Regions from separate parts of the Homo sapiens genome. Here all the other regions are linked to region 3. The links are chromatin contacts, found by POLR2A ChIA-PET in ENCODE. All regions are on one chromosome and are shown on one strand. Each heading gives the region's core, a stretch centred on a gene start or an enhancer-like site at or near the end of the contact. The rest is flanking DNA. Distances are from core to core; before and after follow the strand shown.

What was found. ChIA-PET counts read pairs that join two places held with the same protein, here RNA polymerase II (POLR2A).
Region 1: POLR2A ChIA-PET joins it to region 3 with 11 read pairs in CD4-positive, alpha-beta T cell. The contact joins the promoter of FBXL17 here to the promoter of ARRDC3-AS1 in region 3. POLR2A ChIA-PET finds 5 or more read pairs at or near these places in 10 of 52 experiments (CD4-positive, alpha-beta T cell, CD4-positive, alpha-beta memory T cell, CD8-positive, alpha-beta T cell and 7 more).
Region 2: POLR2A ChIA-PET joins it to region 3 with 51 read pairs in PC-3. The contact joins the promoter of PJA2 here to the promoter of ARRDC3-AS1 in region 3. POLR2A ChIA-PET finds 5 or more read pairs at or near these places in 6 of 52 experiments (CD4-positive, alpha-beta T cell, CD4-positive, alpha-beta memory T cell, CD8-positive, alpha-beta memory T cell and 3 more).

The regions. Positions count from the first base shown.
Region 1 is chr5:108,380,531-108,383,406 of GRCh38, reverse strand. FBXL17 (F-box and leucine rich repeat protein 17) reads left to right here and starts at 1,309. Exons shown (of 9, transcript NM_001163315.3): 1 at 1,309-2,708. The coding sequence starts at 1,716. RefSeq lists an enhancer at 939-1,058 and silencers at 1,159-1,408, 1,609-2,358, 2,379-2,458.
Region 2 is chr5:109,408,256-109,411,406 of GRCh38, reverse strand. PJA2 (praja ring finger ubiquitin ligase 2) reads left to right here and starts at 1,433. Exons shown (of 10, transcript NM_014819.5): 1 at 1,433-1,565. RefSeq lists enhancers at 799-978, 2,089-2,208, 2,249-2,348 and a silencer at 1,489-1,568.
Region 3 is chr5:91,378,726-91,381,605 of GRCh38, reverse strand. ARRDC3-AS1 (ARRDC3 antisense RNA 1) reads right to left here and starts at 1,259. Exons shown (of 3, transcript NR_027435.1): 1 at 682-1,259. It overlaps ARRDC3 (arrestin domain containing 3), which reads left to right. Exons shown (of 8, transcript NM_020801.4): 2 at 2,831-2,880. RefSeq lists silencers at 528-597, 1,218-1,397.

The DNA.
Region 1 (2,876 bases), core at 60-2,559, about 17 Mb before region 3:
CTGGCCACTATAGTGGGAATAGCAATGTAGGTTCCAACAGTGGTCTTCTCCAAGCCACTGGGCCTTGAATATTGCAATACTTCTTCCTCAGTCAGCTCTCTCAAGTTATCCTTAGCAGATTTTTTTTTAAACACCTGCCACTTCTCTTCCACCCTTCAGCAGGTAACCAAGCTCTATCTGAAGCAAAACAGAAACCAACAGAAAGGAACTCTTTCACCTTCCTGCTAGAAACATCCACCTCTCTGTATCCGTCCTTTATCTACCTTTCCTCATTCTCTGTAATCACAATGAAGAAAGTATCCTTCCTAAAGCACTCTCCATTCCACCTTCTCCTCTTATTTCTCTCACTAGAGTGGCTCATTCCCATGGTATTTGCCTCCTCTAATTTTTCGCTTGTGAAAGCTAACCTCTCCGCACCAGGTACCGCTCTAGCAGCTGCCCTAGCTCTTTAGCCTCGATATAGTCAAACCTTCTAAAGGACTGCCTGCATAGCTGTTTCCTCTTTCTCATCTGGATCACCAACGTTTGTCATATAGCAGGCACTGCACCGTCATGTTTAAAATATACAACAGACGGCTAGACAGGATTCCGAGGGTGTAGACAATAAAGTGATCTACAGTTTGTAGCCTGGGTGTTGAATGGCTCACTGGGTGGGGAAGCTGTTATCTTTCTGCTGTGCACAGGTAATTTGATATATGCTTTCATTCTGAAATAAAGTTGTGGAAAGGCAGTAGTACGCAACAATTAAGAAAACACAAGTGGGTAAACAGTGGTGCCGCACAACCAATCAACCCCTCACATGACTTCGGTGCGCATCACCCAGGGGCCGCATCTGCCACTCTGCCCGAAGCGCGGTCAGCGCCCACACTGGCCCTTCCGGCGGAACCCGCCTCGCGGCTTCGAAGTGGCCTCGGTTTCCGAGTCAGGGGTGGTGACAGGGGTGGAAGGTGAGGGGAAGAGCCCAGCGGCTCCCGGCCAATGGCAGCTCTTGAACTTACACCTCGAGACGTCAGCGCGGCTGTGTAAACGGATGTCACACAGCTGGCTCGGAAGTGTCTCCTCCCGCCTCAGAAACGCGGCGCACGCCCAGCAGCTTCGGAAAAACCTTAGGCGGTGGGAGGGAGGGGCGTGCGCCGCACCCCGCAAGCCCAGAGCTCCGTGCCCTAGCCGGCCGGCTTCTTCCCGTAGTGCCGGTGTGACGGCCGTCCCGGGTGAGCAGCCGGGTGCCGGCGTCCCCGCCACGAGCGCGCCACCGCAACTGGCTCCGCCCCCTGCCGGAACGGGCCGCGCGCTCCTGCGGCTCCGAGCAGAGTCGCGGGTGCGCGCGCCGGCGGCGGATCCGCAGTTAAAATGGTCCGAGCGGGACCCGGCCTTTCCCCGGCCGCTCCGCTGACTGACTGAGCCGGCTGGCCGGGCCCGGACTGGTCGCCTAGCCGGCAGGCTCGCTCGCTCCCTCCCTCGCGTCCCCAAAGCTCGCGCCCATCGTTCTCCCGGCTTCCCTGGGCAAAGCATGTAGCCCCCGTCGGGCACTCCGGCGGCCCGCAGCTGACGCCCACCCCCCACCGTCGCGTGTGTGCCCGTGTGTGCGTGTGTGTGCGCAGGAAGGGCGACCCCTCCGGGGGCCGAGCCAGCGAGCGGCCTGCCCCGCTGCCGGGAGCCCGCCTCTCTGGGTCTCCCTCCCTCCCGTCCCGGTCCCCCTCCTCGGGGCCTTCTATATGGGCCACCTTCTCTCGAAGGAGCCGCGTAACCGCCCGAGCCAGAAGAGGCCTCGCTGTTGCAGTTGGTGCCGCCGCCGGCGCCCTCTCCTCAGGCTGCCCCGCCGGACCCCAGCCAAGGTGCCCCCTCAGCCGGCGGCGCCCCGGAGCCGGGACTGCTTCTTCCGCGGGCCCTGCATGCTCTGCTTCATCGTGCACAGTCCCGGCGCGCCCGCCCCCGCCGGCCCAGAGGAGGAGCCGCCGCTCTCGCCGCCGCCGCGGGACGGGGCCTACGCTGCCGCCTCCTCCTCTCAGCACCTGGCGCGGCGCTACGCGGCCCTGGCCGCCGAGGACTGCGCCGCTGCTGCCCGCCGCTTCCTGCTATCCTCGGCCGCCGCCGCCGCCGCCGCTGCCGCCTCGGCTTCGTCGCCCGCCTCCTGCTGCAAAGAGTTGGGGCTGGCTGCGGCCGCCGCCTGGGAGCAGCAGGGCCGAAGTCTCTTCCTGGCCAGCTTGGGGCCGGTGCGCTTCCTGGGGCCGCCCGCCGCCGTGCAGCTCTTCCGGGGGCCGACACCGTCACCGGCCGAGCTCCCTACGCCCCCCGAAATGGTGTGCAAGCGGAAGGGGGCCGGGGTCCCCGCCTGCACCCCCTGCAAGCAGCCCCGCTGCGGCGGCGGGGGCTGCGGCGGCGGCGGCGGCGGCGGTGGCGGGGGAGGGCCTGCGGGGGGAGGCGCTTCGCCGCCCCGGCCCCCCGACGCCGGCTGCTGCCAGGCCCCGGAGCAGCCCCCGCAGCCGCTCTGCCCTCCGCCCTCTTCTCCCACCTCCGAAGGTGCCCCCACCGAAGCTGGCGGGGACGCTGTCCGAGCCGGGGGCACCGCCCCCTTGTCCGCCCAGCAGCAGCATGAATGTGGCGACGCGGACTGTCGGGAGTCCCCCGAAAACCCCTGCGACTGTCACAGGGAGCCGCCCCCCGAAACCCCAGACATCAACCAGCTGCCGCCGTCCATCCTGCTCAAGGTGGGTCTGGGCGAGAGGCGCAGGGATGCTCGCTTTCCCCCACCCCCGGCCCCCGCCTCCGAGGCTTTCTCTCTCCTCCCCCTAAGCGCGGAGGAGGGGGGTTCCCTGGCAGCCTAGGGACGTCCCAAGGGGAGACTGGGAAGCCAGTGGGGCCTCTGCCTATGGCCT
Region 2 (3,151 bases), core at 184-2,683, about 18 Mb before region 3:
GAACACCCTAAAGGGAAACTAGGGAAATGTAATTAAAATATGAATTTTGTTTTTTTTCAAAGAGGTACTTGGATGGTTAAAGTCAGAACTCCTATAGCAACACGTGTGAAGGCAGAGTAATATCAAGCAAGGAATGGTTTTTTGGTAAGAAACGTACTACAGGAGTGGGCTGGGATTCAGATTGGATTTCACAAAATGTCTGGCAAATTCTCATAAACCTAAATTTCTACAGTAAATTTTGGGTAATTTATTTCCATCAACAGCAAAAAAAAATTAGTCTCAGTTCACTGGCAAGAGAGTTCGCTGTTGTTAAGGGGACAGCACAAGAAGTGGGGCTCTTAATTCGCGGGGGAGGGGTGGCGATGAATATATCCTGGGCATCAGGCGACGGGTCGGGGGTGGGGAATAAGAGAAGACAGAGGGACTGTAATCAGATAAGCGGACACGTTTCAAGATGAATAAAGGGAATATGTGCGGAACGAAGAAACAGTTTTGTATCACTGACATAATTAACTAAACTGTTACCCAGGTTTAAATTAAGCAAGGTGTCCGGGGACTGCAGCTGTTGTATTTATTTTGGTTGCATGTGATGGGAGCTGTTACTTCCCGGCTTGACAAACAGCCTCAAGATGCAAGCTGGGAGGCTGTGGTCAGCCCAAGGCTATACAGAGGAAAGGCAGGCCTCCTCTGAACCCCGCCCCAGCAGAATAAGAAGCGAGGGGCAAGGGTCAGCGCGGAGAGGGAGGGTGGAAAGCGCCATATAGTGCCCAGGGTCAGGGTGGGTAAACAAGCCTTTCTTCGTGTCATTTTTTTTTTTTGTCTCACCGATATCTGCATTGTAACTGAACTTTATGCCAGGAGACCTTAACCTTGTTAATCAGGTTTCCAGTCGAATCAGGATCGATTTTAATGCCTCCATTTTGGTTGTTGCTGTTGGAATTTCCGAAAAAGCCTAACTGCGCCAGTCTTTCTGTTAGTTCTCCACACCCCCTTCCCTTTCCGAGACCCCGCCCTTTTCTCTCAGCCCAAACCACAAAAGGCCGCGCAGTTTTAGCTCCTACACGGTGCTCCGCCCCCTCCCCAAACGTCGCAGTACTGCAGGGAAAGGAGGTGGGCTCGGCTGGGGCGGGGGACTGAGTCGGCTTCGTCTTTCCGCTCTTCAGCCAATTGGTGAACTCCCCCTGAGGGAGATGGGGGAGCAGGCTGTAGAGAAGGTCCAAGTATTTTTCCCTTTTTCTGCCACGTCCCAACCATTGACGTGAGCCCACTCCTCAGGTTCTGATTGGGCGTATGCATTGTCCCCCAGCAGAGACCCTGTAAGCTGACTGGTCATCTCTGCTATGGGGGAGGGGCTTGCGTACTCTCCTCCTTCGCCTCCACCGCGGCGCAAGGGGCGGGACTCACCGCCACCGCCTCTGCTTCCGCCGCCGCCACCGCCGCCGCCGCCGCCACAGCCGCCAGCCGCTTCGCGTTCGGCGGGGGAGGAGTTGGAGGCGGAGAAGAAGGCGGTGGTGGCGGGTGGAGGTTCGAGCGCTGTTCTCGCTCCGGAGCCGCTGCACATTTCGGTGAGGGTTTTTTTTTTTTTTTTTCAGTCTGGCTTGTTCCGCTGTCGGGAGTGTGGGGGTCGGGGCGAGGAAATTGCTGCGTTCAGCTCCTCAGTTTCTCTGTCTCTAGCTTCGGAAGGAGCGGGGCTTGTCCCTGGCCTGCTGCGCCGGCCATGGTGGGTGGGGTTGATGGCTGTGGGAGGCCTTCTTCGCCTCCTGGGCCCTGTCCAGCCCGGACCCGGGCCGCGCTCCTATCCGGGACGGTCGCGCCCGCCGCCCCCCGACAGATGACATTGGTTGGTATCGGGGTCTTCGCTGCCGCTCTTTACTGCTGCCTCTTCTGCTGTCCTTGGTGACTTGGCCAAGGAGCCCGCTGGCTTTCCCCTACACTCGCCACTGTACAAGAGTTTGCCCCCCAACCAACACCTCACACCCACCTTCTGCGGTTTCCCGTCACCCCGCGTAGAGCGGAACCATCTTACGCCACAGGCCTGCAGCACCCCTCCCCCGAGGAGCCTTCTGTTGCCGTCGTTTTGCTGGGCGTCTGCATTTTCCCCGATTGTCAGTGAGGCTCGGCACGCAGACACCCCGCTCGAGCCGCAGCAGTCGCTCTACTCCCGGGATCAGCACCTTTCCGCCAGGGCTGCTCTCAGTTAGCGATGTCAGGCCAGAGCTCCTCTTGCAGATGCACCTTTAATTTGGCCTCCCTCAGATGACTGGTAATCATTTTGCGCACATTCAAAATGGTGAGGTTAAAGACGCTCAGACCAAGTTGAAGCAAAGGGGAGGTGGTAAATAGTCGTTTTGCAGGGAGGAGAGTAATCTGAGAGTTCCTTCTCCGGACATTAAAAAAAAAAAAATTTACATCCGCATAGGCGCTTCTTTTGAGTCTGCTGGTTCTGTGAAGTTTAAAATTTTCATTGCAGGCTTAATGTATTCTGTTTTATCATGAAATATTTGGTCACATTTCTTTAAAATGGCAGTCACCTTTGCTGAAGGCTACGGATCATTTGAAGTGTATGTGAATAAACCTGAGGATAACAGTAATAAACGTTTAAACTGTATTTTTCAGTGTTGTAATTGTCTTTTGGGGTTCATGTCATTTTTATATGAGATGACCACTTAATTTTAAAAATTCATTGCAGACATGCAAGTTTGATGTACACTTCAACAATATAAATAACGGACTGTTAGGTAAAATTTAAATATTTCTTTTCATCCCCCAGTCCCACTCCAGTGTAAAGTTGACAGTTTAGTGTTCATTTTTCAAAATCTTGCAAATGCACTTCTAGACACATACAAGTACACGTAAAGTTTTTTTTTTTGAGGGAGGCTATACCATATACCAAACATGTTTGCATACCGCTTGCTTATTGACTTAATTACATATGTTGGACATTTTTACTTTTTACATATAGGTCTCCCTAATACTTTTTAAAAGGCTAACTGGTATCTCGTGAGTTTGAATGGGCTATAATTTATTCTATTCCCTTTTTGAAAGACATTTAATTGCAGTTTCTTTTTGCTATTACAAATGATGATTTATAATGAAAATAACTTTCTAATTTATTGATCGATGTTTAATTACAAATTTTAATTCATCCTTG
Region 3 (2,880 bases), core at 10-2,509:
TGAAGGATGCTTTGAGGGACAGTATTAATGCATTATTTTTGAAACTATTAAGGTGAACTCAGTTCTTTAGCAGGATTTTCGTAGTTAGATACAGGTACTTTGCATCCTGAAATAACTAATTAATCTCTCCAAGTGTTAACACTGATAGGAGATGCAAATGCCTAATGACAGCCTTGGTATTTGTTGAAAAGCAGATAGATGACTTTGTGTTTGTACCTTTCTGAATATTGCAGCCTTTTATGAAACGGATGAAAGAAAACAGATTTTTCCTCAAGGGGTTAAGACTTGCAGTGGGGAAAAGTAGAACAACGAGATGTGAGGACAAATATAATTTCATTAGTTGCACCATGATTTCGTGGTAAAGAAAACTAAATGCCCTGCACCCCCAACAAAATGCCCCCCAAACCCTGCAACGCGTAGACGAGCTCAGTCTGGAATAGTTTCAATGACTTGAAACTGGGAGCTCTCAAACTAGCCTGGTAACTGAGACCCCGCCCCGGGCGCCCGGGATAGGCGGAGCCAGGTTTGTTAGCCTGTTGCTAAGGCGATGGCAGGCGCTGATTGGATTGGGCGCGGGCGGGTGGGGAGAGTGAGCTCGCGCCGCGGCTGGGGCGAGGCTAGGAAACCGGCGTGCGCCGGTAAAGGTTCCTCCAGAGCGACCCCCACCCAGCCCGTACTCACGTTTGTTCCCGGGCTTCTGGGGGCGCCCAGCCCGTGTCAACATCATGTTCTGTCGCCCCTCTTTTGGGCCTCCTAAGGGCCATCGAAAGGAAACGACTTCAGGCTTTAACTGAGTAGAGGGCAGACGCTCCTGCCGGCCTTACAGGTGCTGGATGGCCATGGACCCAACTTTAGCAGAAAATCCTTTTCAGATGGAAGTTGGATGGGAAGGGTTGGCAGGACCCCCGTTAGCTATCTTCCGAGTGGGAGGTGTCAGGGGACTCCTGTGAACGCTTGTTTTCCCCTTAGCTGAAACAAAGCTTGTTCCCCGACCTCTCCAGTCGCCACACTGTCTACCTTGAGTTGACCTGAGGGGACAGAGCAAAGGCTGGCCCGAGGAAGAAGGAAAGTGATTCCAATATCGAAATGTTGGGGGAGGGGGGGGCTTCGACGGGTATCCTCTGCCCCCTCCCCCATCGTTTTCCGAAGCCTTCGGGCCCCCGCCTCCCCTTCGCCACCCCAATATCCCTTGCCGAAACTAAAGGTGTCAGAGTGGCCCGAGCCAGATGGAACCGGTCGCCGGCTGGGGCGTGTAAAGCGGAAGCGCCGCGGCTCGCTCGCCCCGCCCCCCGGCCAGCAGGCTAGGTTGCGCGGGCACGGGCGCGAGCGCCGCGCGACGTATGCCGTATGTATAGCGGGGCGCGCGGGCGGCAGCGGCGGCGGCGGCGGCGCGCGGGCAGGCCGGCTGGGATCTGCTCGCGCCGGTTTAGGCCGGTCCTCTCCTGCTCCGGTCTAGTTCTTGATTGACAGCCCGGCACTTGTTTACCACGGCGCGGCCGCCGCCGCTCGCTTCAATGAGACTGCTGAGCTGGCACAAAAAGGGAGCGAAGAGGGAAGAAAGGGAAAGGAAGGCGAACTTCGGGCGCCTTCGAGGGGAGCGAATTTAAATGGCCCCCAGCTCATCAGCTAGTTTTTGGTTCTGAAATCCGTTCAGGGGAATTTGCACAGGGGACGAGGAAAATTGTATGGAGACATAAGCGAATCACCATGATTTTTAAATGAAAGTATCGACGTATACATGCTTTTTTCCCCCTTTTTCTCGTTTAATATCAGGGAGGCATCACGTTTTTTGTGTATATCCAATACTTTGCTGAAGGAAAGTTAAATAATGTGCCAGTTTTTTCTACTCTGGGGGCTAATCGTAAAGGTTTCTACACCAAGAAAACTTTAAAAGATATTTCTGTAATTATTTAAAACGCTAAATAGGCACTTTAATGATCTAGAACCCCCTCCCATATTTTCGATTATATTTATTTTCATGCCACTTGAAAAAAAATAATTTCACCAAAAAAATTGGTTGTAAAATGAAAGGTCATCCCTTTTTTATAGAAACTGGAAACTATTAATAGTTAGACTTCATTTTTTTCAAGGATGTTGGAAAATATTGTTTCCTTATAAGCCGACACCACCTAAATGCGGTTCTTTGTAATTATCTAAGGTATAGTTTATGCAAGTTTTAGTCGTTGCTAGGACCAACTGAGTGTTGTGATCATTTTAGATCAATAAATAATTATTTTTAGTTCAATAAATAATTATTTTTAGTTATAAATCTGACATTAAAATCAATGTGTGGCTTTTTTTTTTTTTTTTTTTACTCCGTCTATTTGACAAGGTTTTCTAGTGGTTTTGGAGTATCTATTCTATTCACATCTGGTATTATTATTCCCTATAAACTGACATATTTTAAGAGGGTTGCATGAACAGTTTTTCTTTGATACATTATAGTCTTAATGTGATAAATTTAAGCAAACCGTTGGAGACAAAGGATAGCATTGTCTTACCATGATGTGAGACCCGAGCCTTTTGAGTATATATACTATTTTATAAACAGATGCTTTGCAGTTTGGGTCATTTTCCATTAGAAAAAATAAAAAGCCTGTGGGGTGTGAGTATTCATTATCCCCATTTTACAGATAAGGCAGCTGACGACAGGATTTTTATTTTGTCCAGAGGAAATGATGAAGTTAGAATTAGAACTCAGATCTCTCAGACTCCAAAGCTTGTTTTGTGGTCTTAATTGTTATGTAAGCATCTTTAAAGTTATGCCACCCTGCGGAGTATGTAAATGTTGAATAATAAATTCTTTGTTTTCTTTTTATGTTTGTTTTAGATGATGATAATTCCGAAGAAGGCTTCCACACTATTCATTCAGGAAGGCAT